Regions from separate parts of the Homo sapiens genome. Here region 2 is linked to region 1. A link is a loop called in an ENCODE intact Hi-C map of the cell type or tissue named here. Cell type or tissue: pancreas. All regions are shown on one strand. Each heading gives the region's core, and the rest is flanking DNA. Links, peaks and the distances in the headings are about the cores only. Region 1 has its middle 100 kb from the start of CPZ. Region 2 has its middle 6.5 kb from the start of HMX1.

Region 1 (16,176 bases), core at 3,273-11,272:
ACCAAAACTCAGAGGCAGCGGCTCCTCCCTGGCCACTCCCAGGCCAGCATCGGGCTCCCTCGGGGCAGTGGGTGCCCCTGGAAGGTTTGTGAGGGATCGCTCATGTGTCCTGGGGCTGTGCTGCTGGGCGGTGCCACAGCGCTGCACTGAGTCCACTGCAGTGACCTCTGACCTCCGACCTCTGACCTCCAACCCTGGGCAATGACCACCGTGCCGCGGGCACTTTGCAGGGGTGTCTCTAAGTGCTCAGCCACCTCCCAGGAGAGACTTCTTGCCTCCAGAAGCTGAGAGCATGTCAGAGCTGCCCAGGCCACACCTGCAGGGGGTGGGAGAGCTGGGGGGCTGCACCTGGCCCCCACCTCTGAAGGGCGTCTGCACCCAGCTCCTCCTGTTTTCCCTCCCCAGACCTGAATGGAGCTGCCAGAGTCACTGGACCCCCATGCGCAGAAGGGGCAGGTGCTGGGTGCTCCCCATGCCTGGGACCCCACTTGGGTGAGGAGAGAGGGAGGAGGGAGGGGACTTTTGTTTCTAAGAAGAGTGTGGTGATGTTCTTTAAAGCCGTGTCTGACCTGAAGTCAAGAGGGGGGCTGCTAAAGTGGGGTGTCTCCCCCTCCCTCGCCACCTCACTTCATCTCCACCCCATCCCCTCAAAGTCGAGGGAGGCGGTCCAGAGGCCCGGCTGCTTCACAAGCGAACTTCTCTGACCAAACCTCAAGACGTTCCCCCAAAACATGCCTCCTCTTGAGGTTCTGGAGTGGGGGCAGGAAGTCTGAGGGCATCTCTTAGGGACTCGGGGGCAAACTTGGAAGTCGGCAGGGAAGTGGCCCTTCCCTAATGCTCATGTGGCAACGCTTTCTCGCTCTTTCTCGTTCTCTCTCTCTCCCTGTCTCTCTCTGTCTCACACACACACACACACACACACACTCACACGAGTTGCCTCTTTCAGGATAATCATTTTAAGGAAAATTCCGTATAGAAGAATTTATGCTGCAATGTGCTTTGACGCCATCGGACAAGATAATTTCTGCCTCTTCCTCTCCTCCCCACCCCCAGTTAGGTCCACAAAGAGGTGCCAGGACCCCTCCCGGCAGCGCCAATGCCCCCACCAGGGAGGGGGTGGCTGGGTAGGAGCCGCAGTGAACGCCGGCTTTGTGGGGTTAATGCGATCCGTGTCTCGAACCTGCCTCCCCCTCCCGAGCGCCGAACTGGGCTCCTTCTCAGAAGGAGGCATTCGACCAAATGTTAATCCTCTCCACATGTAGAATGTTCCAGATAGCCCCGAGCTCAGGGTGCCTTTTGAACTTGTGAACAGAAATTGATTCAAGGTGACGAATTTGTAATCAGTTTATGATTGATGGGCCGCATTTCCAGAGAGGCAGCTCCATGTCCCTTCCTCCCGCCCGGGGAAGCAAATGTGTTTCACTTTATCTACCCTGTCCCGGGACCTGGAGGACCGGGAGAGAGAAAATAAAGTCAACTGCAATATTTAACTTGTATTAGAACAGATGCCAGTTAATTAAGGGATCAGTGGGAAGGAAGTGCCAAAATAGAGCTTTGGCCGCTTCTCCTCCCCGGCTGGACAGAGGGCAGATCGGATGTTAAACTATTACTGTGATTAGGTGAATAATGACTTTGGAACTAATTTCGCTGGGTTGGAAAGAGAGCAGGACTGGGTGAAAATAGAAACATCTGCTGAATATTCTAATTTCAAAGGATAATTGCAAAGTGCCCGCTCGGGTTCTTCCCCCCAATAACCCACCCTTGGTTTTTTCCTTTTTTTTTTTTAATAAAAAAAAAAATCAAAACTACCTTGAAGTGACTTTGAGTTCAGCTCTAGCAAAGTTCAGCTGTGAGGGTTCTCAGGGTGGGAAGGCTGGGAATGCCAACCAGACTCAGGATGGAGAAAAGCCAAAGAGGGGCTTAGGCCCGGCAGCTTCAAACAGTGAGGAGGGAGGGAGACGGGGTCCCAGCGGCAGGTCTGTGGGTCGCTGCTGCTCAGCGAGGGGTTGGCTGCCTGGCAGTGGGTGACGCCTGTGCCTTCCCTGGGTCAGGATGCCTCTGAGAATCTGATGGAAACTGACCCCACCCCTTACGATGACAGAGCGCGCACCCAGCCTAAAAACCTCTCTGGCAGGTTCACAGACCCCTGAAGTGGCGCCCTTTGCAGCCCCCTGCCCTGCCTTTGGCCGGCCCTCCCTTCCATTTCTGGGCAGCAGCACACTGGTGAAGCTACACCCGGGGACACGAGAACCCTGGACATGTATCGCTTGCCACTGTCTGGTGTAAACCCTCTCCTCAGGGCCGAGGCTCAGCTGCCCGCGTGAGGCCATCCCTGCGTGAGGGGGACCCACTCAGCTCGTGCCGGCTGGTCTGCACTGATGCCCACACACAGTGGTGCCGGGCCTTCGTACCTGCTGTTCCCCGTGCCTGGACCTTCCTTGCCTGAGAGACATCTGCTGGTTCTTCGAGGGTCAGTGCCCTGGTCCCAGGCTGTGTTGGGGCCTCCTGAGTCATAGAATCCTCTGCTGGGCTGGGGGCTCCTCAGGCCAGAGCTTTGCTGCCTTTATCTTGCCGCACAACTGCCTGGAGGGAGACCTCCCCTTTGGGCAGCTCAATGAATTTCCAAGCCATCTGCACCTCTGACACTCTTCCCTCCTCTTCTTTCTCCGTCTATTCATCCAGCAGCCCTCTTCTGAGTGCCCACTCTGTGCTAGACACTCTGCCTGGACTCTGTGCCAGGCCCCAGGGATCCTGGTGCTAGGGCAGACCCACCTCTGGCCTCACGGATGAAAAGGTGCCCTCACTGGGGGTCAGCAGGAAGGGGCCCTGCTGGGCCTGATCTAGAAGGGGGCGGCTGAGAAATGAACATTCCTGGGCTCTGATCCAGGGCTGGGGGTCACAAAGCCTGCCAAGGGGAAGTGGGTTCAGGGGGAGCCAGACACCAGTGTGGGAGTATGCTATGGGCAGCCCAGAGCATGTGCCAAGGCCCTGAGGTGAGCTTGGATCCGCCTTGAAACCAGACCCCTATGGAGCACGGGGTGGGGATGCAGGCTGGGTGCAAGGACCCCAGGGGGCAGGCATGCAGGCCACCTCAGCCTCTTTCCACGTGTCTGAGAACCGGGGACCCACATGGGGTGTGAATGGCGTTTCCAGTCCCCCCTGGCAGGGGAGCTGCTGGTGTGGCTGGAGGGTGGCGGTCAGATCTGCGTCCTCAGAGCAGGGCAGTAGCCCTGAGCCAGGAGGGACAGGCAGGGGCACCGGAAGAAGGGGGAATGTGGAGAGTGACAGAGGAGGATTAACCAATGGCCACAACCCTCCTGACCAGAGTGGAAACTGAGTCCAGGGCCACTGATCCCCCATCCGCCTCAGCAGGCCTGCAGCCAAGGCCGCGCTCCCCTGCCCTCCTCTGCCTCCTGGTCTTTCCACCATCCTGCCCCCCGACATGCGCCTCAGCCCAGCCTCTCCCTCACCCCGATCCCGCACACGCTGTCCCTGAGCGCTGCCTGGTACATGGCCAGTCGGGGCATCTAAGAAGAGGCGTCTGAGATGCTCCCCAGGCACTAGTCTGAGGAGACCAATGTGGGTGCCCTTCTCGCACCCAGCAATGCTTTCAGGCTGGAAGAGACAGAAGGGTCCCTGCAGGCTTGTTTCTGCTTCCAGAAGACCAGCAAGTATGGAATATCCAGGGGCCTGACTCCAAACTGGCCCCAAAGGGGAGACAGGGGCAGGAAACGCCATCTCCACCCTCTGGAGCAGAGGCTGTCTGAGGAGGAGCCAGTCTGTGGGGTGCAGAGAGGCCAGTGTGGACAGATGGACCCGGGAAGGATCCAGACACGCACAGGGATGTGGCTCCGTGTCCCGGGCCTGTCACTAACTTGCTGCATGGCCCTGGACAAGCCACTTCATCTCCCTGGGTCCCCAGAGCAGTGTCCAGTGCATCTCTAAGGCCCTTCCAGCCATGGGATGGAGGTACCTTGAAGGCAGTCGGGCCTGAGAGTGGAGAGGTGGGGTGGGGAGCAGCTGGTCCTGCTCCGTGGCAAGTGCCTCACAGAGGCCAGGGCAGTGGTGGGGACCCAGGAGCAGGAGAAGCAGGAAGGACTGGAACAAATTGCCAACCTCTCCTACCCGCTGTGTACAAGGCCAAGGTCCTCGAGCACTGCTTTCTTTTCCTTTTCTCTTTCTTTTTTCTTTTTTTGAGATGGAGTTTTGTTCCTGTTGCCCAGGCTAGAGTGCCATGGCATGTGATCTCAGCTCACTGCATCCTCTGCCTCCTAGGTTCAAGCGATTCTCCTAAGAGCACTGCTTTCTTACTTGCAAAACTTTTGTTTTTGTACAAGAGAACAGGTGCTGCCACTTAGGAAAGCATAAAGTTGCCCTATGACCCAGCAATTCCGCTCTGAGCATGCACCCAAGCAAAGTTAAAACAACTTCCATACCAAAACTTGTACTTGAATGTTCATAACAACATCCATAATAGCCAAGAAGTGAAATGTCCCAAATGTCCATCATCCAGTGAATGGATACATAAATTGTTGTCTGTGCAGACAGGAAGACTATTTGACCCCAAGAGGAGGGCAGCACTGATGCCTGCTCCAGCACGGGCGCAGCTCACGACATCATGGAAAGGGAAAGGGGCCGTCACAAAAGACCACATGCTATATGGGTCCATGTATATGATAGGAACAGAACAGGGGGTCTGCAGGACAGAAAGTAGATGAGCGGTTGCTTCAGACTGGGGCAGGGGAGGGTGGGGAGGTGATAGCTCAGGGGTGGGGGGTTCCTTTCGAGGTGATGAAAATGTTCTAAAATGGACTGCAGTGATGGTGGCGGGTATTTGTGAATATAGTGGTGTTATCCTTATTCATGGGGGATGCATTCCAAGACCCCCAGTGGAAGCTTTGAATGGCACTGAAGCCTACGTACACTGTGATTTCAATCTGGTAACTGAGGTGGCTACTAGATGATGGCTGGGCAAAGTAGCATGTACAGCATGGAGATGCTGGACAAAGGGAGGATGTCCTGGGCAGAACAGAATGGGGTTTCATCACATGGCACGGAATGGCATGCAACTTAAGACACGTGAATTGTTTATTTTGGGAATTTTCCATTTAATATTTTAGGACTAAGGTTGACCACGGGTAAGTGAAACCTCAGAAAGCAAAACTGTGGGTAAGGGGGACTGCTGTATACTAAAGCCATTGACTTGTGTACTTCAAAGAGGACACTGCTATCCGTTCCACTTTCCAGCTGGAGAGGCTGAGGCCCAGAGAGGTGACAGTGACTTGCTGAAAGCCCCACAGCTGGGAAGGGGCAGAGCCAAACTCCTGCTCAATGCCAAGGACATGGGGCTGGTTGGGGAGCGAGCTTCTGGGCCAGGGAGGTGCATGGGCTGAGGGGTGGGCAGGCCTCATGGAAGGGCAGACCGGGGTCCCTCCTGGTGGCCTCCTGCAAAGCCTCCCACTCCAGGCCCAGGACCTGCGGCTGCTGCAGATGCTCCAGCCAGTGAGAGCCATCGTCCACAGACCTGAGTGTCTCCTACAACTGTCTTGTTCCTCCCCATGGCCCAGAGACCAGCACAGAGCCTGGCCCAGCACCGATGGTGACCACATCCTGGGAGAGTGAAGGAGGAAGTGGCAGTGTGGGGAAGCAGAGTGTCCATTGGATCTGTCATCCTAATGGGGACGCTGTTAACACATAGGCTGGGGCAGCTGCAGGCCACCAGTCCTGCCCTGAGAGCATGGGGATGTGTGGTCATCCTGGGACAGGAAGGAGCACTTGGCCAGGAGTGCAAGGGAGGGGACTTGCCTGGAACAGTCCAAGAGGACTTCCTGGTGGAGGAGGTACTTGACCTGGGCTCCCTGGGGAAGCAGATCTGGGGATGTTGGAGTCATCCACCCGATAAGAGGGAATAGGGAGAAGGCCTGTGACTTCGGGGAGGCCAGTTAACCCCTGCTACCTCCATTGGAGGGCAGTGTCAGGAGGAACCCAAGCTTGTGGTTCTGCCTTAGGAGGAAGCCACAGAGCCTGAGATGCACAGGACGAAACACAAGTGCTCCCCCGCCTGCCCTGCCCGCCCCAGGGCTGCAGCTGATTAAGTGGACCATTGATTTTTTAAAATTGGATTTTAAGTGTTTAGAAAAAAATATCTCCTTTCCTTCATTTTGAAAGTGTTTGCATTAAGAGTGGAGAAGAGGACTGGGTAAGAGGCCCGGGCTGCCAGGGACCAGCGACAGGGCCAGGGTGTCTGCAAAGAAAGGAGACTTTCCTGAGTGTGCAGGTGCGGGTGTATGTATGTGTCAATGTGTGCATGTGCACAGGTATAGGTCTGTGTGCAAATGTATGTGTGTACCTGTGCGTATGAGTGTATAAGTGAATGTGTGCATGGTCTGTGCTATGTGCATACACACATGCCTGTACACGTGGTGTGTGGTGTGTGGAGGGGAAGAAAGCTGAACACATGCACCCTCCTTCCTCTGGGAGTGGCCGTCCTTGATGTCTCCGTAACTCTTGTACTCTTTGCACACAGGCGGCAGCAACTCTTCACACGTGAGCACAGCCCTTAGCAGAGGTGGAGACTCCTGCATTTGGCATCTCACGAGGCAGACTAAGTGGATGTTATTTGCCTTCACCAATTTTTGGAGAAGAGAAACCACAGCCAGGCAGGAGCAAATCACCTTCCCGGTGTCCCACGGAGGCAGGTGAAAGGCCGGGGGGAGCCATGGGACCACAGATGCCTGTGCTGCCCCCACCCAGGGAAAACCTTCCCTTGGCCCTGGACCACTTCACAACCAGAGGCCAATGCCACTCTCAGGAAGGGGCTTCTCACCCCTTTCCTGCCTGCAGCCTTCCTGGGCTGTGGCTCCTCCACCCAGCCTCAGGGCCCTTTTGCAGTTGGCCCTTGAAACCTGACCAGGTGTGACCCGCCTCCACTGCCCTCTCCCTTCCAGGGTCCTGGGGCTGTTCCTGCAGCTCAGAGGGCAGATTCCCGGGCCAGGAGGGGCCCTGGAGGACCGGCATCCATAGGAGCTGTTGGCAAGTGCTCTGTGATGTTGCCGGCTATGCTCGGGTCCTTGTCCGGGTAGCCTTGGCTCAGGGTCCCCACGGGCAGCCCAGGTCTGCTCTCTTGTTTACGGGGCATCCCCATCCCCTGGCCACTCCCTTTTCATGTGACAACACTGCCAACTTCAAACCTGGCTCCTGGCCTGGCCCACCCTGTTCCGTGTCCTGGGGAGGGGAGCCCTCATCTCAGGGGAGCCCTCTGTGGCAGTTCACGCTGTCAGTTCCTACTTCTGCTGGGAAACGCTCTCCTCCCTCCCTTTCCCAAAGCACCACCTTGTCCTGGTCCCCCACTCCCCGGCTGCTCCTCCTCACTCTCCCTTCCTCCACCTGCTCTCCCTGCTCCTCCCACTCTTCCTGCTCACCTGGGGCCAACTCACCTTCTCTCCAGACTTCACCTCCCTCCTGAATTCTGCCAGCTCCAGCTGCCTCCAGGGCTCTTCCACCCGGGAGTCCCACTGGCCCCTCAAATTCATCGAGGCTGAGACAGCCTGCCTCACCCCTTTGCCGGCACTCCAAACTTCCTGCATGGTGTCACCAGCCCCGCGTGTCCCCTTCCACATCCCCCGAGGGCACCTGACACTCCCATCTGGGCCCCGGGTCCTACTTCTCCTTCAGTAGCTCCTGTCCCCACTACAAGATGGGGGATAAGAAGAATCTAGAAAGACCAGTCAACAGCATTGGCAGAACTGAAAAGTCTGAAAACAGAAATGAAGGACTTGATCAATGGACTCACCAGTTCTCACAGTGGGGCAGAGCAGGAAATGATAATGGAGTGGGCGCTGGGGGTAGAAAATATTGAGGCAATAACAACATAAATGGACTAAGAATAAAAGAAAATAGTGAGGCTAAAATGAGGAGAGCAAAAAGAATGGAAAACACAGAGCAGAGAAAAAAATAATAAAAGCATGGGGCAGGATGTGAGGGCGAAACATACACGGACTGTGGTCTCAGAAGAGAAGAGGGGACAGAAACAGGATTTGAAGAAATCATGGCGGGGAATTTCCCAAAATGGAAGAAAACATATCAAGCTACCAATTCAAGAACCATAAAAAACCTTAAGAAGGACACGAAGAAAGCCACACATTAGCAGTGGAGCTGCTGATAACAAAAGACAGAGAAAACGTTAAATGCAGACACATTCCATTCCAGAAGGAAGGCATATCAGCCGGTCGTGATGTCACGCCTATAGTCCTAGCACTTTGGGAGGCCAAGGCGGGCGGATCATGAGGTCAGGAGTTCAAGACCAGCCTGGCCAACATGGTAAAACCCAGTCTCTACTAAAAATACAAAGTTTAGCCAGGCGTGGTGGCATGTGCCTACAATCCCAGCTACTTGGGAGGCTAAGGCAGGAGAATTGCTTGAACCCAGGAGGTGCAAGTTGCCATGAGCCAAGATCATGCCATTGTACTCCAGCCTGGGCGACAGAGCGAGACTCGTCTCAAACAAACCAACAAACAAGCAAACAAGCAAACAAACAGAAGGCATATCACACGGGCAACAAAAGGGGCCACCAAAAGACGGCAGTTGACTTCAACAAAAACAAGGTCTTCTTTAAAGTGATGAAGAAAAAGCCCCTTGTGAGCTCAGAATTCTATACCCAGCAAAAGATCTTCACAAATGAAGCAACATGAAGACATTTCCTAGTGAACCAGGTTGGAGAGACTCAGCTGTGAGTTGACCTGCAGAAAAAACAAAAAAGAAAAAACAAACGAACAAACAAAAAACAATAAAGAGAGGCTTCAGACAGAAGGGAGATAACGTCAGTTAGAAACAAAGAAAAAAAAGCATTGAGTGAAAGCAACAGAGAGGGCAAATGTGCAGGTGGATCTAAGTCAACATGGATTGCACAGACAATGGTTACTTTTAAAATACATGCCAAATTCAGATGAATAACAATAACACAAAAGGCTGGAAAAGGTTAAATGGAGTTGGCACATTCTGAAATCCTAGCATACTGGGAATGGGTGAAAGCACTTGTTTGTATTTGACTTTGATAAACCAAGAACGATACCAATCATAAGATAACCAGTGAGTTAAATAACTAATACGTGGGAGGCGGGGAAATTGACCTAAAGTAATGACTCTAGAAGAAGGCAATAAACAAGTTGGGGGGAAAGGAACAAAACAGGTTGGACAGTTAGAAAACAAATGTGAAGGTGGTAGACATAAGTAGCTCAATAATTACATTAAATGTGAATTGATTAATACTCAAAAGACAGGGATCAGCAGACCATATTCAAACACAGACACCGCCTGAAGAGACACACTTTTGGGCTGGGTTTGGTGGCTCACACCTGTAATCCCAGCACTTTGGGAGGCCAAGGCAGGCGGATCATGAGGTCAGGAGTTCAAGACCAGCCTGGCCAACATGGTGAAACCTCGTCTCTACTAAAAACACAAAAATTAGCCGGGCGTGGTGGCATGCCTGTAATCCCAGCTACTTAGGGGACTGAGGCAGGAGAATTGCTTGAACCCAGGAGGCGAAGATTGCAATGAGCTGAGATCATGCCATTGCACTCCAGCCTGGGTAATAGAGCGAGACTCTGTCTCAAAAAAAAAAAAAAAAAAAAGAAAAAAAGACACGCTTTTGTTACCAGATGGAAGTTCTGGACTATGAGTTGTCCAGGTTCTCGGTGTGTTGAACAAAGAATTGAATAAAACGCACAAATAAAGCAACAAGAGAACAAAGCAACAAAAGACAAAGCAACAAAAGAAAGAGTAATGAAAGCGCAGATTTACTGAAGAAGTGAAAGTACAATTCACAGAGTGGAAACGGGCTCGAGCAAGTGGCTCAAGGGCCTCTTCTACTGCGATGGTCCCCAGGGTTTTTATAAAGCCAAAAGAATTTGGCAACACCCCTAGGTGCCCCTTAGAGGCTTCGAACTGGTTATACCCTATGAAGGACTGGCTTGTTACCAATCAGAGGTTGAAGTGGAGACTTGGCCTGTGGTCCATCAGAGACTGCTGGCAACTTCTGTCTTGTTATTGCAGGAGTGAGGATGTGGCCTGGGTGCCGCCTAGTCCTGTCTAGAACCGGCTGCCCCTACAATTCTCTGGCTTACGTGAACCAGCTGCACCTGCTATTCCTTTCCTTATGCCCCAGCCCTTGGCTACCCCAATTCCCTATTCTCCTGCCTCACTTTAAATATAAGGATCCAGAAAACGTTAGAGTATAGAAAAAGATACATCACACAAACACTAGCCCCTAAAGCTGGCGCGGTTATACTAGTATCAGACAGATACCTTTGGGGCTTTAAGGTTTGGTAGCATACCTCAGTGCACAGCGATTGCCAGGCCGCTCCACCCAGGATACAGGGCGATTTGTGCACTTCACAGTGCGGCTTCAAAACATAAAGAGCAAGAATTCACAGAACTGAGAGGAGCCACAGCCCAGCCTCAACCGTAGGGGGTGTCTGGGCACAGCTCTGTCAAAATCCGATGCAATGAGCAGAGGACACTTTACCAGGACAGGAAGGGGCTGAGCAGCTGCTTCATAAACCCGACCCTACTGATGCGGGCGCAGTGCTGCACCCATCGCAGACCTCGTGATCTTCACATGGATGCGGGCGCAGTGCTGCACCCATCGCAGACCTGGTGATCTTCACGTGGATGCGGGAGCAGTGCTGCACCCATCGCAGACCTCGTGATCTTCACATGGATGCGGGAGCAGTGCTGCACCCATCGCAGACCTCGTGCTCTTCACATGGATGCGGGAGCAGTGCTGCACCCATCGCAGACCTCGTGCTCTTCACATGGATGCGGGCGCAGTGCTGCACCCATTGCAGACCTCGTGTTCCTCAGGGGCACATGGAGCTTTCCTAAAGCTTCCAATCTGTCCTCTACACCAAGGCAGGGCTTGTTCCAAAACGGACCCCCACCTGGTCCTTTTCTGCTGACAGCCCTGAGTTCCAGGGCCATCCTCCCTGCCTGGGCCAGATGCTGTGGCAGAGCTGTGAGCTCCAGGCCCTGCAGCAGGGCATCGGAAGCCTCCCGTGTCAATACAGTCACACGGTCACTAAATGCCAGGTGAGTACATCCCTGCTCTTCAAGGTCCTGCCATGCCTGAGTTTGGAGAAAGACCCAAAAGTCACATGTTGGCCCAAAGCCCTGCCTGATCCAACCCCAGTTTCCTGCGACCCAACTTCAACCCCCCAAGAGCACCTGCAGCCACACGGCCGTGGCATGTCCCAGAACATGCAGCACCACCCACCCCAGGGCCTTTGCTGCTTCTGCCTGCAACACGTGGTCCCAGGTGGCTCCCTGGGCGACCAGAAGTCCTTGCTCAGCTTGCACCCTGCCTGCTCCTTCAGCCCTGCAGCCTGGCCCACAAGCTCCCAACTCCTCTGCTGGGCTCCTGCCATCATCCCCTCCCTTCCTGTCATATCTACAGCGGCTGCAGTTTTCATAAATCCCTTGTCCTGTGATAGGAGGCAAGCTCCACGCAGGCAGAACCTACTGCCCTGTTCTCGAGAGCGTCCTTGTGCCCGGCACACGCTCAGCGCCCAGCAGGGGTGCAACAGCGCTTACTGAATGCATGGAAGGCGAGACCAGAAAGAGCACTGGGAGCTGTTGAGCTCCAGACACGGGGGCCAGCAGCCCCTCCCCTCACAGTGCGTATTGACCCCAAAGTCTTCCTGCTTCCTACTCTTTTTTTCAATCAGGCCTGAGAACATTGACATCTAGGCTCATTCTCCCTCTCTCTCTCAATGTCTGTCTCTCTGTCTGTGTCACCTGACCCTGAACACAAACACTGACACCTAGAACACGGAGTTGCAGACTTGGCCTCTTCCAACCACTTAATTTTGCAGATGTGGGCACCCCGGCCCACCCAATTCAAGAAGGGAACCTGTTTGCCTGGTGTCCCCAGGTGTCCTGCCTTCTGGTTCTGTGACCCATCGTACCCCCAGACTCCACCTGTGCAGCCAGCAGGCCCGGGGCAGGAGAGCACTGGTGCCCTCAGTGCAAAGGGACGGGTCAGGCACGCGTGCTCCAGTGTTCCAAACGGGGACAGAGACTGTGGGCCCCAGGGTCCTGTGTGGCTATGAGGCCTTTGCTGGTGACTCAGGAAGATCACAGGTGGGCAGGATAGGGGTCAGGAGAATGACCCCTATGGAAGGTCTGATTCATAAAGCAAGCTACAGCTGCCAGGCAGAGAGAAAGTGGGCTGGGCCATGCCTGTCAGAGGAAGAGTACCATCTTGCTCCCCATTCAGGTGAGATCAGACAATTATTTGGGGCAGGGAGAGAGCAGGAGGCGGCTCATCCCTGCTGGTGCCTCCTCGGACCCCATGCCCAGCACTCCATAGTTTACATTCCCTCCAGATGCCAGCCCTATAGGGAGAGATTATCATCTCCATTTTACAGAGAAGGAAACTGAGGCTCACAGTGTTTAAGGGTTAAATCTGTGGTTGCACAGCTGTTCAAGATGGATCCAGAGCCCATGAGCTGAGGGTGCACAGGGCATCCCACGGTCAGCCCCCACCTCTCCAGCCAGGCCCTCCCTCCACCCCAAATGCACGCACTTGCTCCCTGCACCTGGCAAGCCTCTGTCCGGCCTTCGCCGATGCTCTTTCTTCCTTCCCTGTCTACTCGGTTCTCTACCCTCAGCCATCCTTTAAGATTCGGATCTCTCCAGGATGCCTCCCTGGCCTGCTGAGGATGGGTCGGGGCCTCTCATACCCCTCCATGCTTTCCTCCACCTCGGGGTTGCCAGCAGGGGTGCCACGCCAGATTCCTCTGTCTGTCCCCTACAGGTGACGAACACCTCCTTGGGAGCAGGAGCCTGTCTCGTCATCCTGCCTCCAGCGCTGGCCCCTGGCCCAGCACATAGCGGGTCCTCAGCGAATGTTTTGGAATGAACTAGTCTTTTAAAATTAAATTTCTTTCAACGACTCATGAGCTCAATGAATCCAGCCCTCTGCTGCCTCCTCCATTCTCTGCACACACGTGCACAGCAAGCCCCGCCTTTGATTGCGAGCTCTTCCTTGGAAGAAAGCAACAGGAGCTCTCTCCTTACCAATGTCACTGGTTGGGTTTGGTCTTGCCATTGTTCTGGGGATGAGCCGGGTGCCTGCACCCTCCACCTAGTCTCAGACTGCCTTCCGGGAGTCTCCACAGAGAACCAGAGCACGGGCCTGTGCACTCCAGGGGCACAGCTGGGAGAGGGACTTGCCCGGCGCCACCCAGCTGGTGGTAAAGGGAGCAGGAATGGACCCTGGGTTCCGCCCCCGGCCCAGTGCCTCAAAGATAAACAGCACCCTCCCCGTGAGGCCACACAGCACACGAACATTCATGCAATCGTTGGAATGGGAAAGTGAACACAATTTCTTCATTAATAATCTCTTCCTAAGGGGATTTTCCATTGTTAATCTTTTTTTTAATTAGAGAAATTATAGAATGTGTTGAAAGTAGGGCCTGGGAAGATGTCACCAGAAGGGAAGGATGACGGTCGCGCATCTCCCGTAAGCTCCACTGCGCGAGGCGTGGACGAATCCTGGGCTCGGCGCCGGCCGTCCCGCCTGGGGTACAGGGCGCCACGCAGTGGCCTTGCGGGGAGCTGCAGGCCAGGCCTCCGGGGAAGGGACGGGAAAGAACCAAATACCCATTGACAGCAGTGTCCGGGAGGACCTGGGCGATACAGGAGCGACGCCCAGAACAGCTCCCGCAGAAACCCCTGCCTCTTCCTCTGCAATTCTTTCTCGCTGCTGCCCTTCCCCGTGCCTCCGTGTGAGTGTGTTGTGCAGAGAGACACTCTACAATCCAGAGGCGGGAGAGACACAGCGCACTGGTGGGCGGGACGGCTGGAGATGGCCTGTGTCTCCCCACACTGCTGGCGGGTCATCCTCCCTGCCCCACACATCCCAGGAAAGACAGCACAGTGGGAGGAGGTGGACTCTGTCGTTTCCCCCACCCCAGTCAAAAGCGGATGTGGCCCTGGGCCCCCAGCATCACCTCTCTGATCCTGTTTCCTCAGTAAAATGGGTGCAAGAATCTCTGCTACGTCGGGAGCCACAGAAGAAGCGGGACGTGGGCATAATTGAATTACTGCACCAGAATCTTTTGTTTTTTGAGACAGAGTCTCGCTCTGTCGTCCAGGCTGGAGTGCAGTGGCACGATCTTGGCTCACTGCAACCTCCGCCTCCTGGGTTCAAGCAATTCTCCTGTCTCAGCCTCCCGAGTAGCTGGAACTACAGGTGCCCCCAACCATGCCTGGCTAATTTTTGTATTTTTAGTAGAGATGGGATTTCACCATATTGGTCAGGCTGGTCTCGAGCTCGTGACCTCAGGTGATCCACCCGCCTCAGCTTCTCAAAATGCTGAGATTACAGGTGTGAGCCACCACGCCCAGCAAGCACCAGAATCTTTTATATCAATTTCTCTTGTGACAAATACTCAAATTATTGCAAATGGTTGTTTTCAAAATCAGTGCCCTGTATCTTGACTGTGGCAGTGGCCATTTGAAGCTACACATGTGAAAAAAATTGCACAAGATTAAGCAGACACACCACACACACCAAACCACACACACCACACACACTACACACACACATCCCCACACACACCACACACACCACACACACACTACCCACACACCCACACACACCACATACAAACCACACACACTACACACACACACCACACACACTACACCCACCACACACAATATACACACACACCCACACACACCACACACACACCACACACACACACCACACACACACACTACACACACCACACACATACCACACACACGCTACACATACCACACACACACCACACACACACCACACACTACACACACCACACACATACCCCACACACACACACCACACACCACACACACACCACACACACTATACACACCACACACATACCACACACACACTACACACACCACACACATACCACACACACACTACACACACCACACACACTACACACACCACACACACACCACACACTACACACACCACATACACACATACCCTCCACACACACACCACACACACACACACCACACACACACGCACACACACTGCCATGCAAAACCGAGAATTGGAATAGGGTGATGGACTGTCTCCTAGCATGTTGATTTCCTGGTTGGCCTCCTCCTAGCTATGCAAGATGTTACCATAGGGAGAGCTGGGTGAAGGGTACATAAGATCTCTCTGAATCATTTGTTACCACTGCATGTGAATCAACAATTATCTCAAAATAAAAAGGATTGTACAATCATGGTAAATACATCATGATAAAAACATGAACAACATGTAGATGTTTCTGGCTCTACATCCCTGTTTCCTGAACGGCTCTTTGGAAGAGAATTACTAGGTCTAAGGGCCAGAACTTTGAAACATGCCTGAGTGCTCAAAACCACACCATACTGCGCTCTAGAAGGGTTCTGGTTGACTCTCTGGGCTGCCGACTCTGCACCCAGGTTGGTAGCAGACGCTGCCATCTGCAGACTCACATGGGGTGAATTCTCAGATTGAATGCACCTTCACAACCCTGTGCCTCCATTTCCCCAACTTTAAGAGAGAGACTGTCACCTGTCCCAAAGAATTCCTTGGAGAATAAAAGGAGAGCATACCAGGGTTTCCAGATTTACTTGATTTTCAGAGCCACTGAGGCAGCATGTGAGAATGCAGATCCCAGATGCACAGCGGGCCCAGGCATCAGCCCCCAGAGGAGGGACAGGGACATCCCTCCACTGGCAAGAGTCGGGGTGATTCTAACAGTCACGCTGTGCCCCTGGGTCTCCATAGCTATGCCCTACATGTCCCTTCTGCTGTTCCCAATATGTGCAACAGGCTCGGCCTCAGCAATGCCCCCCCACCTCTGTGTCCCATCCAGGCCACACTCAGCTGCTGGTCCCTCTCTGCTTCCCAGAATGGAGGCATGGGAAGTCCTCTGCTGGAAGGTCAGGCAGCACTGGCCACTGCTCCTCCCAACCCAGGAGATGCAGGGCCGGCTTAAACGCTTCTGGCAGATTCACTGGTTGCAATTTGGCCAGCCCCAAGGGGTGAGTATCATTTGGTCTAAGGCAGAGATCAGCAAACTATATTTGGCCTGTGGAACAAATCTTACTCATTGCTTATTTTTGTAAATCAAGTTTTAT
Region 2 (12,509 bases), core at 1,987-9,986, 180 kb before region 1:
ACATCATTACAGGCTTAAGTCAAGGGGGTGGTAGGAGCAAAAAAAAAAATGAGTAACCTTGCAGAGTAGTGAGTTCCCTGTCAGGACAGGTATGTGAGCAGCAGCAAAATGATCCCTGTTAGGAGTTTTCTACACTGGGCCATTGCTTGGGAGCCTCCCTTTGAACTAGTTTTCCAGGCTGACTCCTAGACGAGTCAACACTTCTGTTCTGTGGCTCAAAATCGCACTTTCTGCAGTCCCTGGGGTAGCCTCACCGAGGCCAAAGGAGCAAACAGCTGATACGCTACATAACTTTGGAGGGGCCCTGGCTCAAGCTACTGCACGGAGGCTAATGAGCATTTAGGGCTGAATACTGTCTGCTGTCATCCCTTTTTGCTTGTATAGCAAAATAGACTGGGTAATTGATAAAGAACAGAAATGTATTCCTCATAGTTCTGGAGGCTGGGAAATCCAAGATCAAAGTGCCAGCAAATCTGGTGTCTAAGGAGGACTTGCTCTTTGCTTCTACTATGGCATCTTCTTGCAGCGTCCTCACATGGCAGAAGGACAAAAAAAAAGTGAACTCGCCCCCTCAAGCCCTTTTATAAGGGCACTTCTTACCTCCCCAAGGCCCTAGCTTGTCATATTCTTGCACTAGGAATTAAGTTTCAACATGAATTTGGGAGGGACACAAACATTCAAACCTCAGCACTATTTCCCGAAGATATCAGGTGCTAAACCTAGAACCTGTAAATGTTGCCTTTTGCAGGAAAGGGTGTTTGATAATGAGATTAGGTAAGGATTTTGAGATGAGCAGGGAGTATCCAGGTAGGCCCTAAATGCAATCATGTATATACTTAATGAGTGGGAGGCAGGGAGACCTGGCCACAGACACACAGAGAAGGCCGCATGAAGGCAGAAACAGTTTGGAGCCATGTGGCCACAAGCCAAGGAACGCCCAGAGCCACCAGGGGCTGGAAGGGGCAAGAAGGAGCCCCCCCCGAGGGCCTCCCGTGGAGTGCAGCCCTGCTGACTCCTCATTTCAACCCGGCATTACTGACTTTGGACTTGTGGCCGCCAGACTGGGAGAGAATACATTTCTGTTGTTTTATGCCACCAGGTTTGTGGAACTCTACGGGTACAGGTGGACTAAGGCCAGGTGTATGTGGATTGGTCTTTGGTGTTTCACAGACAAAACTCAGCGTCGTAGCAACCTCGGAGCCCAGGCTGCGGCTACAGAGCCACCCAGCAGGACTTGCTGCCTGAGGTCTGAGGGGCCTCCACTCTCTGCCTGAGGTCTCAGGGGCCTCCACTCTCTGCCTGAGGTCTGAGGGGCCTCCACTCTCCGCCTGAGGTCTGCGGACCTCCACTCTCTGTCTGAGGTCTGGGGGCCTCCACTCTCTGCCTGAGGTCTGGGGGCCTCCACTCTCTGTCTGAGGCCTGGGGGCCTCCACTCTCTGCCTGAGGTCTGGGGGCCTCCACTCTCTGCCTGAGGTCTGAGGGACCCTCTCCACTCTCTGCCTGAGGTCTGGGGGGCCTCCACTCTCTGCCTGAGGTCTCAGGGGCCTCCACTCTCCGCCTGAGGTCTGGGGGTCCCTCCATCAGGAATGTTGGTGGGGAGGGTGCTTCTCCTCCACCCTGCCTACACACAGCCATAAGAGAGTTTGAGTGGGGCAGGGAGAGAAAGTTTCATTCTTGCCTTGTCTCCTTCAAAATCCTTCTCACACTTCAGTTATCAAACTTGTCCTGCAGACGCCAGAACAGATACGCTCTGCAAGGCCCTGTAATGAGAAATGGCTCAGCGGGAGGGTGCCACAGGATGAAGACGATTCCATTTCCAGTCTTCCCCAGGCCAAGCCTCTGCCTTCCAGCAGCTCTGGAGGAGCAAAGATTCCTGTAGATGATGATAGATGGGTGGGCGATGATGTGACCTAAGTTCACCCCTCCAGCCGGCAAACATTTCACCCACTGTGGGACCCGCTGAAAAGCTCACTGGTTTGGGACGACCAGCTCTTGGCAGTGAGGAGGTAACGGTCTCCACAGGCCACTGGCATGAGAGGGGGCCGGCTGCCTCTGCCCACTCAAACGCCAGCACCTACTGTGCGCAGAGCCCTGAGCTGGGGTGCACACAGATGTCATCTCTGTCCTCTGTCTGATGACAATCTCGGCAGCCAGCAGGGGGTGCGGCAGATGGTGTGGTGCTTAGAGGAGCCTAGGGGGTAGGGAGGAGGGGGCGGGCAGGAGGAGGAGTCCAGTTTGACTCTCAGCAGCGCCCTCCCTGCCCTCCCCGCCTCCCCGCCCTCCCCGCCGCACCCGCTGCAGATGCAGGCCTCCCCTCCCATCCTGAGTTACCCACCCACCCACACCAGGCTCCAGAAGGGTGGGTGCCAGTGACATATTCACTGCAACTCACCAGTCCCCTGACTTTGAGTAAAGACCAATTTACACCCCAGAGAGTAGCCACTACTTACACTCCTCAGTCTGGCAAAGCCTTAAGAAGGAGCTGTGCTACCTATAGGCAGAGGATTTGGGAGAGGCGTCCTCTATGGCGCTGGTGGAAGGCCCAGGGGGGTCAGTCTTTTGGAAAAGCAATCTGGAAAATTGGAGTAACATCAGTGACTACACACACCCAGCCCATTAGGCCCATCAGTACTACACCCAGGAATCTCTCTGGTAGAAACAGCCCCACCAGCACCTAAGGAGGCAGCGGCAGGTTTCTTCACAGGCCCACACGGCTGCAGGGTTATCTGCTGTCACCAGCACTGGAGACAGAGTGAATCCCGTGAATGGGGAGATGCAGAAACGCCCCACCACCACCACCATGGAAATGAGTGCAGCCACTAAACAGGGAGTGGAGGCTAAACCAGAAGACAGAGAGGGGTTTTCAGGGCCCACTGGATGGGAAAGAAACAGGCAGAAGAATGTGTGTCATGGATAGAACACACAGAAAACGGTGAGCCCGAAACCCTACTGCTTGTACATTGCAGCCACACGTGCTTGCGTTGCTCTGCGTCTCTGCAGGATTCACTGAGCATCGAGAGGCAGAGCGATGTGTAAAGACATCGAGCTGGCGATGCAGGATTTGGAGGGGGATGGGATGGGAATGGGTGGGTTCCTGATGGGCCACACAGAGCCTGTGACCCCATGGGCGGGAACGGGACCTGGTATCCATCTGGGTGACATGGCAGGATGTATGGCTGTGGGGGCATGTCAAGGGGGTAGGGCTGTGTGGGCACCTATACGGACCCGTGGGGTGTGTGTCTGTGTGTGTGTGTGTGTGTGTGTGTGTGTGTGTGTGTGTAGGGGGATGTGTGAGGCGTTTACAGGGTGAGGTGTGTATACAGGGGTGTGTGTCAGTGTAGACAGGGGACTGTGTGAGGAGTTTATGGGGAGAGGTGTGCATAAGGGGTTGTGTGGGTGTGGACAGGCACGTGTTTTCATATGTGTGTGTTAAGGCAGGGGTGTGGGTCTGTGTGAATAGGTTTGTAGATTGTGTCTGTGTGCATGGGCCTGTGTGGACCTGGATGGATGTGTGTGGGTGTGTTTCTGTGTGGACGGGGGCGTGGGTGTGTGTGAGGGTGGGGCTGTGTGGGTGCAGGTGTGGATGGTGTGTGTTTATGTGACTGTGTGGGGGTGTGGAGGGATGGGTCTGTGGGCGTCGGTGAGTGTGGGGTGTGCGTGTGTGTTTCGGCCTTTGTCTGCCTAAAGAGATGCCAGGTGAGACCATCCCAGAATGCTGACGGGAGTCTCAGAGTGGTGCGCTTACAGACGGCCTGTTATCTCCGCATCGTGGAGGATCTGTCCAGTTCTCTGTGTTCAGCATGTATTTATATACTATAAAAAGCCATTTTTGTTGTGGAAAAAGAAGGTTGAGGTAAAGGCAGAGACACTGAGGGCCCAAAGGGGCAGCCTGGGCACCGTGAGGCATGGGCCAGGTTTACGCACGTTGGGTTCAGATGGGCTGCGCCAGCGACCTGTGCCCCACCTCGGCTTGTGGGGCTGTGGGGGGTGCCCGAGTCAAGGTGCTGTATGAACTGTGTTTTTTGCTGGTGTTGGTATGTGTTCATTCCTTTATCAGATGAAGAAATTGAGGCTCGGAGAGGCCAAGTGGAGGCTCAGGGTGGCAGAGCAGACTTGGTGGGTCTGGGCGCAGAGCCCACCCTTCCTGCCTCCTCCAGTAGGTAAGGGGGTGACCCCAGGGCCTCCATGGCTACGCTCTGACTCTCCCTCATTTTCACATCGGTGGGTCCATGGCATGTGAAACTGCTGCCCTGCTCCGCCCCCACACACCTGCACATGTGAACCTGGAGGGCCCTCCCAGTCTTTCAGGACCCCCACACCTCTTCCACATCCTTTACTCTCCTTCCACAGCTGGGCAGCCTCTTCGTACCCCAAGCTTCTGTCAGCCTCTACTAAGGGCCAGACACCCCTGACCACCTCTAAGTTATCTCTTTGGTGACTTTTCAGTGTTTCCATTCCATTTTTTTTTTCAAGAAGGGCAGCAGACATTTTAAAAAATTAATACTTGCACTTGGTACAAAACTGAAACCATGAAGTTCTGAACAGCGCAGAGAGGCAGAGGTCGTCCCACCTCTGTTTCCAGCACCCGGTTCTGCTCCAGCGAGGTTCTCTCATCCCTGCCCACAGATAACCTTGTCCGGGGGCTGCAGGAGCCAAGGAATGCTGGGTGCCTTAGAGCCACAGGACTGTATTCTCTCACGGTTCTGGAAGCCAACATCAGGCTGTGGGCAGAGCCAGGCTCTCTCTGAGGCTCTAGGGAAAGATGAGGCCCAGGCCTTTCTGCAGCCTCTGGTGGGTCCCTGGCTGTGGCAGCACTGTCCCCACCTCCGCCTCCACCTTCCCACGGCATCTCCCTGGGTGCGTGTCTGTGTCCACGTTTTCCCTTGTTATAAGAACACCAGTCATGTTGGATCAGAGCCCACCCATCTCCAGCATGACCTCATCTGAACTAATTACATCCGCAACCACCCTATTTCCAAATAACGTCACCTTCTGAGGTTCTGGGGGTTAGGACTTCAACATGTGAATTTTAGGACACAATTCAACCCATGATAGAGGCACACATCATCAACCGTCAATGCATACGTCGACACATGGTTCTTATGTTGACGTAGGTACCAATGGACATTAACCCCCCACCCTTTACTCACTTCCTGTCCTCTACTTGTCTGATTACCTCAATGGGTCCTCGGGGTGGCCGCATAACAAGTGCACCCCATTCTTTCTCCCAGCTGCATAACGCACCAGTGTGACGATGAACGCCTGTGTGCGTCACAGCTTCTGATCCACATGAAGGGTGTTTCCATTGTTTGAAATTACAAATCCTGCGCAGGGAATAAGCTGGGGCGGGGGAGGGGGGTGAATGGGGGACATCATCAGGCCCCACAAGTCCTTGTGGGGTTTTCTGAGCATCCACGAGGAGCCCAGCACGGAGTCTACAGCCAGGCTCAGGTGGAAAGTGGCTGCCAAACCTGTTGAAGCTTCTGACTTCTGCCCGCCTCCGATGTTGGGTGGGGGGCTTGTTCCCTGCCCACCTCCTGCAGCCCTCCCAAGACCCTCCTACGGAAAGGATTGCTAAGCCTGGAATTTTCCTCCAGACTTAACCAGGGATGCCTGGGCCAAACATTTCCCCAGCACCCCGAGCATGAGCATGTGCTCCCCCGCTGCAAGGAAGTCCCGTTGGGTCACGGCATCCATTCTAAGACCAACAGGGCCAAGCGTCTAGACGGGTGGGGTTCCTGTGCTGGCCGGCTGTGGTTTCCAGAAACTTCCCTCTGGCTCCTTGGGAAAAGGCTCTCTCCACCGTGGCTGCCCTAGCCCTGTGTTCCAGACTTGTTCCTCCAGCCCCAAGTCACTTCTAATCAAGGTCACCGGCAGCCTGAGACGGCTGCAGGTCCCCCGTGATTTGGGGAACTCAGAGCACAAATCTGTGCTCCATTGTGGAAACCAAAACCTACCCACCTCGAGGTGCTCTTGATATTAAAACCAGATATTCCCACACCCGGAGCCTTAAAGTGACCACAGCTTCACGTATCTTCATGGAGACCGGGAGAGGCTGGCGTCCAGCGGGCTGTGGCTGAGTGCAAGGCCAGTCTACCTCCAGTGCCTGATTTTGGCATCACACTTCTGAAAGTCATCACCAGAGCATCCATCCTCCAGGCGGTTTCCTGGGGACAGAGGTCCCGAGTTGGGTGTGCACCGTCACTGTCTCCCCCCAGCCACTGCAGCCACTCCCACGGGGCCTCATTATGTCAATTTCCACAGGAAGAAGCGGTGCTCAGGACGATGAATAGCGCTGTCTTCCTGCTGCTTCCATGGCAGAGCTGGGACCCAAACTCACAAATTTCTGCCTTTGTAATGGGCTCTGAGAAGAGAGGTTCTCCAAAGCCAGTCTACCTGCAGGTGTGCTGGGGCCTGCCACACACTATGAAATCAGCGGGGAGGGGCGGGGGACAATGGGGTCCTGGGTGAGGGGGGCAGGCGGTGTTCTCTGCCCAGTTCTTTTCATTGTTGCCTATGTTTGAAAGTTTTCAAAATCGAAAGAAAGTTAAGAGGGAAATCCTGCATTGAATGGAGGGCAAGGGAGCCCAGCTCGGTGGCCCTGGCACAGGGCAGGTGCTGGGGCCAGGCCCTGGGGTTGGGGGAGGAGCAGCCCCATGGGCACAGCGTCCCCTCCCGGGGGTGGCTTTGTTGGAGCCGCTGTCCCTGCTGAGGGGCCAGACGTTGGCGCGTCTGCCTCCCAGGCTGGCTGTGGGCAGGTGGAGGGGACCCTTCCCAGGGACTCCAGCGGCGGAGGCGGCTTCTCAGCTGGCCCCGGCGGTTCCAGGCTCCAGGGCAGTCTCCAGCCTGCAGGGAGCCAGGCTTGGGGGACGCGCACATGAGGCTGTATCCCGGGTGGGCCTTCCCTGGGAGAATGGCACCCATGACTGCCTCAGCTCCCCGGGACAATGAGTGAGCCCAGGCAGGGAGAGGGCTGAACCCCATTGCTGCAAGACCTGTGCAACCAGGAATGCCGAGGTCAACATCTTTCCCCTCCCCCTCCTTCCATCCCTCCCCTCCTCTCCATGCCTCCCCTCCGCTTCTCCCCATCCCTCCTGCACACTTCCCCTTCCCTTCCCTCTCTCCCTCCATATTCCTCCCCTTCTTCCTACCTCCTCTTTTCTCCTTCTTCTTCCTCCTCTCTCCTTCCCCCTCCATTTCTCCTCCCACTCCTTCTTCCCTTCCACCCCCTCTTCCTTCCTCCTCCCATCTCCTCCTCCTCAGGCCCAGTCCTTCCCTCTCTTTTCACTTCCTTCTCCCCCTTTCTTCTCCCTCTCCTCTCCCCTCTCCTCTCCTCTCCCCACTCCTCTCCTCTCTCCCCTCTGGTCCACCAGCCTTTGGGCGTGGTAGTTTATGAAAATTCTTCTCTTTCCAGTTTCTAAAGAGAGACTTTCACAAGGAAGGAATGGCTAGACCCCCAGAAGGCAGCCACAGTAGGTTTTGAACATTTTGATCTTTTTCAAAGCATTTGGTGTCTTTCAGTGTATGCGGAAGGCTTGTGTATGCGGTGATCTGCACTCCCCATATCCCAGCCCAGGGGTGGGCGTTCCTGCTGTTCCCCTCAACAGCGGGGTACATCAAGGTCCCTCAAGGGCAGTGACTTGCTCACACCTTAGTGGGCCAGCGGCTGAGCTGGAGTGAGGTGCCCTAGTTCCGATCCACATCTCCACAGCTGCAAGGACATTTCCTGCTGGCTGCGACGTGGGGATCAGACTAAGACAACGAGAATGTCTCGAGACTGTACTGCTCCCCAGGCCTGAGCGTGAGGGGCTAAAGGGAGAAAATAAGACACAGCCAGGTTCAACAGCCAACAGTTGCCTGGGGCCCCCTCCCTCCACACCCACCGACACTGTGTCTGGCCCCACAGACAGTGGAGATGGGCCTCGGCTTGCCCCTGCCTTCAGGGGGCATTATTGCTCATCCCTGGGCCATGCTGAGAACCTCCACTTGCACCTCCTCATCTCCTGTCCACCCTGCATATGGGTGGTGTTCAGATGACTCTTCCTAGGGTCCAGCTTTAACCCTGCCTCCCCAGCTCAACAACCTTCAGTGGCTCCCCATTGCTTTGCAAATTAAGAACCGAACCGTATTCTTCAGCTCGGCATGCAGGGGTCTTCATAACCAGACCCCAATTCATCATTTTTCCCTCCTTCCCAGCAGCTGTCTCATATAAACCCAACCCTCTAGCTTCCTAACATGCTCAGCTCTGCACCCTCTCAGCAAGCAGAGACCTATCACCCTAAATGCCAGGTTTCCCTTCATACCTGTCACAGCGTCACATGTATAAAAGTCAGATGAGACCAAGTGCTGGCGAAGATGTGAGGAAACAGAAATAGATACAGCTCTTGTGGAGGATGATTCTGAAGTGCTTCACGAAGGTGAGTCTGTATAGATCCATCGCCCCAGGATTCCCATTCTCGGGCATTCATCCCCAGAAAAACTCAGGCTCTTACAGGAAGATGGACTGGTCTGTTCATTCCAATGTTATTTGCAAAAGCGGAGAGTCAGCCTACAGATAGGAAGCAGCCTACAGATAGATCTCCCACCAGGGGAATAAGCTGCCCTGTGGCACCTGGGCTGAATGAATGACCGCAACGGTATTTCTCATTGTTCAGTCTGACAATGTGACTTCCACATTCTTCCTACTGAGAGCTGGGTCCATGTCCCTTCCCTTGAACCTTGATGAGAGCTGTGACTGCTCCAATCAATAAGTATAGCAGAGGGTTCTCTTTCTTCTCACTCTCTCTCTTTCTCTCTCCCTCGGTCTCCGGCCTCCTCCACTTGTCCTGGGAACCCGTGCTGTGAGGAGGCCCAGGTCACATAGGGAGGCCCCAAGCAAGGGTCCCTGAGTGCACAGCCAGCATCAGCTTTTGGATAAAAGATCAAATGGGCTTTGAGAAGAGTCCACCACCCCGGCCCCCGGCTTTGAGTCTTCCAGAGGAGACCCAGATTTCAGGAATTGGAGAGAAGCCATCCCTGACTTGGAGTGAGCATCAGATCCACGGCTGTTCCACACTACGAAGGTTTGGGGAAACACGTGATAGAAACGGAACCGTGGCACATGTGAGTGCTGAGCTGTGCAGAGAGCATAAAGAGGAAATGAGCACTGCTGCATTGGCCAGCATGTCATTGACTTCAAACATATACTTTCAAAATGACAAGTAGTGGAGGTGTGAAATGTCATACTGTTTCTATAAATTAAGACACAAGAGCAGGTACGTGGGGCCGCACAGGTGACGTCAGGACGGGTAAGACTGGGATGAGGGATGAAACAAGCAAGAAAATAGAAAACTTAAAATGGACATTCTCTAAAACTTCCAAAAGAAAAAAGTTGATTAAAAGGAAACCAAACATACGCCAGCGGCTGTGGTTTGCCTCCCCAGATCTATGCTCTGTGGATTCTTCCCACTCACTCATCTGGCTGCTAGCATCCAGCGAGGCACTGGGGACACCGGTGAGGAGGGCTTAGGCCCTGTCAGGCACCTCCCTGTCCAGTTGAGAAGGGCACTGGGTTCCCTGGAGGGCGTTTGCTGGAAGTTCCAAGGTGGGTCAGGATACAAGGGAGAGGATGCACGGCAGGCGCAGGAGGGGAGGGAGGCCTAGGGACTAAAGTGGACAGGGAGGTGGTGGGCTTGGTGGCGCCCTGCCTGCATGGAAGGATGGCTGTGGGTTGGGGATGTGTGTGTGTGTGTGTGTGTGCCCTCACAGGGATGGGGAGACAGGAAGGTGACAACTCATTCACTTTGAGACGTTTTGCTTTTTTTGGATGGGGGAGTCCTTCAGTCCCAGAATTCGGACGTGTCCAACAGTGATCAGAAATCTTGAACCGTGCTCCTGGGAGGGCAAGAAACCCCGACTGAAGGTGACGGCTTTGCGGGGTCAGCCTCCGAGCGCGAGGAGCACGCATCCCGACCTCCCCCTGCCCTGCCCGAGACTGTTCTTGGGCCGTGAACTGCGAGCCTCTCTGACCTGGGGCGCATCGAAATGCGCCACGCCGCGAAGGTAGCGATTCCCGCTTGCGCCTCCGCCGGCAATTCTGTCTCCAAACTGGGCGTCGCCACTCACCTGGACGCAGGACTTCGATCCTGGCCGGCTCCGCCACCAGCACCGAGCACAGAGGCAGTGGCCTGGGCGAGCACCAGTCCGGTCAGTTCGCGCGTCCTGGTCTGACCCTGCGCTTTAGCGTCAACAATCTGCCCAATTGCCCACACCTACGCCTCGCCGACCAGGCTTCGCCGCTGCAGTTGTCGCTGGAAAGTCTCTGGGACCCGGCGTGGGAGACTCAGAGTGTGGACGCGCCAGCCTCTGCCCAGCTGGCGCCCGCTCTCTCCGCAACCCCCAGACAGCGGGCGCCCAGAGGAAAAGGGTGCACGGTCCTCGCTTCGGATCCACCGCCCCTCTTCGCTCCCATCCCAGGCCCCACGCGGCAGTGTGTGGAAGCGCCCCTCTCATGCGCGCCCCCCAGAGGCAGTGGGAAGACACCCGCGAGCGTTATGCGCTCAGGGCCACCACCCGCCTGGTGGTGGCCAGCCTCTACTCCCAACAACCTGGCACCGTCAGGGACGCGTATCGTCCGCAGTTATAGGATCAGAGACACAAGACGCCTCCTCCAGGGCCACACAACCCTAGAGCGGAGGGAATTAGAACTCAGACTCAGAGGAAGCCCGCCAGGCCTGAGGGAGAAATGGAAATGCCACCAACCTGGGCAGGCGCGTGGCTGGACGGGGCAGGAGTGTCCAGGCGCCTCTCACAGACAGACCCAGGGGAGCCTGTGTGAACTGGACGGCTATCAGAAAAACACTTCTCCCCACAGACATTGTCTTTTTATCTGGCCCCTCTCTGGCCTCAGTTTCCTTATCTGTCAAAAGCGCCCTAGTGTAGACGGTGTCTGCCCCAAGGCTAGCGCTCCAAACTAATCGAATCGGGCGCTCTGTCCCAATTTCCTTGGCCCAGCCCCCTCTGGCTGGGGTACCTCTGCTCCTTGGAGTCTCTCTGACCCTGGACATCCCAGGGAGCAGGGCTTGGGAGACCTCAGCTCCTCCCTAAGATCCCAACTCTCTCCACTTTGGCTTAGTGGCCTCATCAACAACATGGAGGGAGGAGCCCCCATCTGTGGGCTGCCTCCAGGCTAAACAACCCGGGGAGTCCCTGTCATTGATTATTTTTGCCCCTCTTGGGCTAGGATGCCGGGGAAAAGGAGATGGGCTGAGCATCTTGTCCTAGAGTCCCTGGAAAAGTCCTCCCACTCGAGATCGCGGCAGCCACTGAGCACTAGAGGTCCTTCCTGGCAGCCGCCAGAAAGCGCACCCAGGACACGCTCCCAAGAGGCGCACCATTTTGTCTCTGCGAACCCAGGCCGCGAGGGCCCAGCTGGCTAGGCCTCAGCCGCTCCTGGAGCCCCACCGCCCTGCCAACCAGCCGGACTCCGGGGCATCAGTGAAGGAATTCCAGGCTTGCCGGAGCCACCTACCCTCTGGGGGAGTCTCTTCTCTCTTCTCCCGTCAGTTTTCTCCGCTGAAAAATGGGGGCGATGCTCCCTCCACCGTGCTTTTTTGGAAGAATTAAACAAAGCGGAAGCCCCAGGCCTGCGGTCACCTCCGGGAACGCGGGCGGTACTCGGGTGGAGAGGGGCCCGGGGCTGGCCCTGGGAGGATGGATGTATCTCTGCGAAATAACTCGCATCGGGTGAAGCCGGCTTAACCCGCGCGTCCGCGCAGTGACCTAATGTAGGTAAGTCTGAAGTCGACGCCGGAACGGAGACAGCTCCAGGGTGCGTTATGTTCCCGAACTTCCCGCTGCAGATATGGGAGGACCTCCCCACCCCTTTAGAGCGAAGAAACGGAGGCACAACGAGGGAAGGGGCCTGCCCCCAAGACCTTCGCCCAGGGCAGAGGCTGGGCCAAAAGCTCCCACCCCCTTCTAAGGCCCTGGCTTCCCCTGGAGCGGGCGGTGGGGGTGCTGGCGCGGTGAAGACCTGCTTGGTAACATCGAGCGGGCTGCCAGCGGAGCCCTGTGGTTGCACTTCCTTACATACTGGTACCGAGCCCGGGAACTGAAGAGTTCTACCGAACTACAGTTGGCATTGAAAGCATCTTTCCTTAAGTGCAAATATTAAGATATGCCACATTTCGCAGTCCTGTTTTGGCAGTGTTCCCATTTTTAAATTACACACAAAGTCTTAAATAAAAAAATGTGGCCCAGCCTCTTGCAGTTTCTTGGGAGCCCCGGGGTCTCCACGCCGCCCTCCACACACACACAGCCATTCAAACGCACACTCGTGCACACACCACGCGCGCGCACACACACAGTTACTCACGGTCGGTCCAACACCCTCCTCGCAGCGGGGTAATTACGGCTCTGGCCGGACGGTGATTGGCCAGCCCGTTCCTCATCGGGGCCCCACAGCCAATGGGTGGCCGCTCAGCCCAGGCCCCGCCCCCACGGAGCGGGTGGCGCGGGACGGGGGAACT

What was found. Peaks named below come from ENCODE experiments on the same cell type or tissue, not always from the same donor. Only the 100,000 strongest peaks of a DNase experiment are listed, where the experiment ranks them.
Region 2: a loop joins it to region 1, with 2.0 times the contacts of the local background. A loop is called at or near these places in 15 of 110 quality-filtered maps.

The regions. Positions count from the first base shown.
Region 1 is chr4:8,685,776-8,701,951 of GRCh38, reverse strand. No RefSeq gene overlaps it. Among named protein-coding and RNA genes, the nearest start is that of CPZ, 100 kb to the right of the region's middle. RefSeq lists enhancers at 1-661, 6,536-7,192, 11,414-11,915. In pancreas, for the core only: no CTCF peak of the experiment used is centred there; no DNase peak of the experiment used is centred there.
Region 2 is chr4:8,872,091-8,884,599 of GRCh38, reverse strand. No RefSeq gene overlaps it. Among named protein-coding and RNA genes, the nearest start is that of HMX1, 6.5 kb to the right of the region's middle. In pancreas, for the core only: no CTCF peak of the experiment used is centred there; a DNase peak (open chromatin) is centred at 6,759; H3K27me3 peaks cover 890 bases.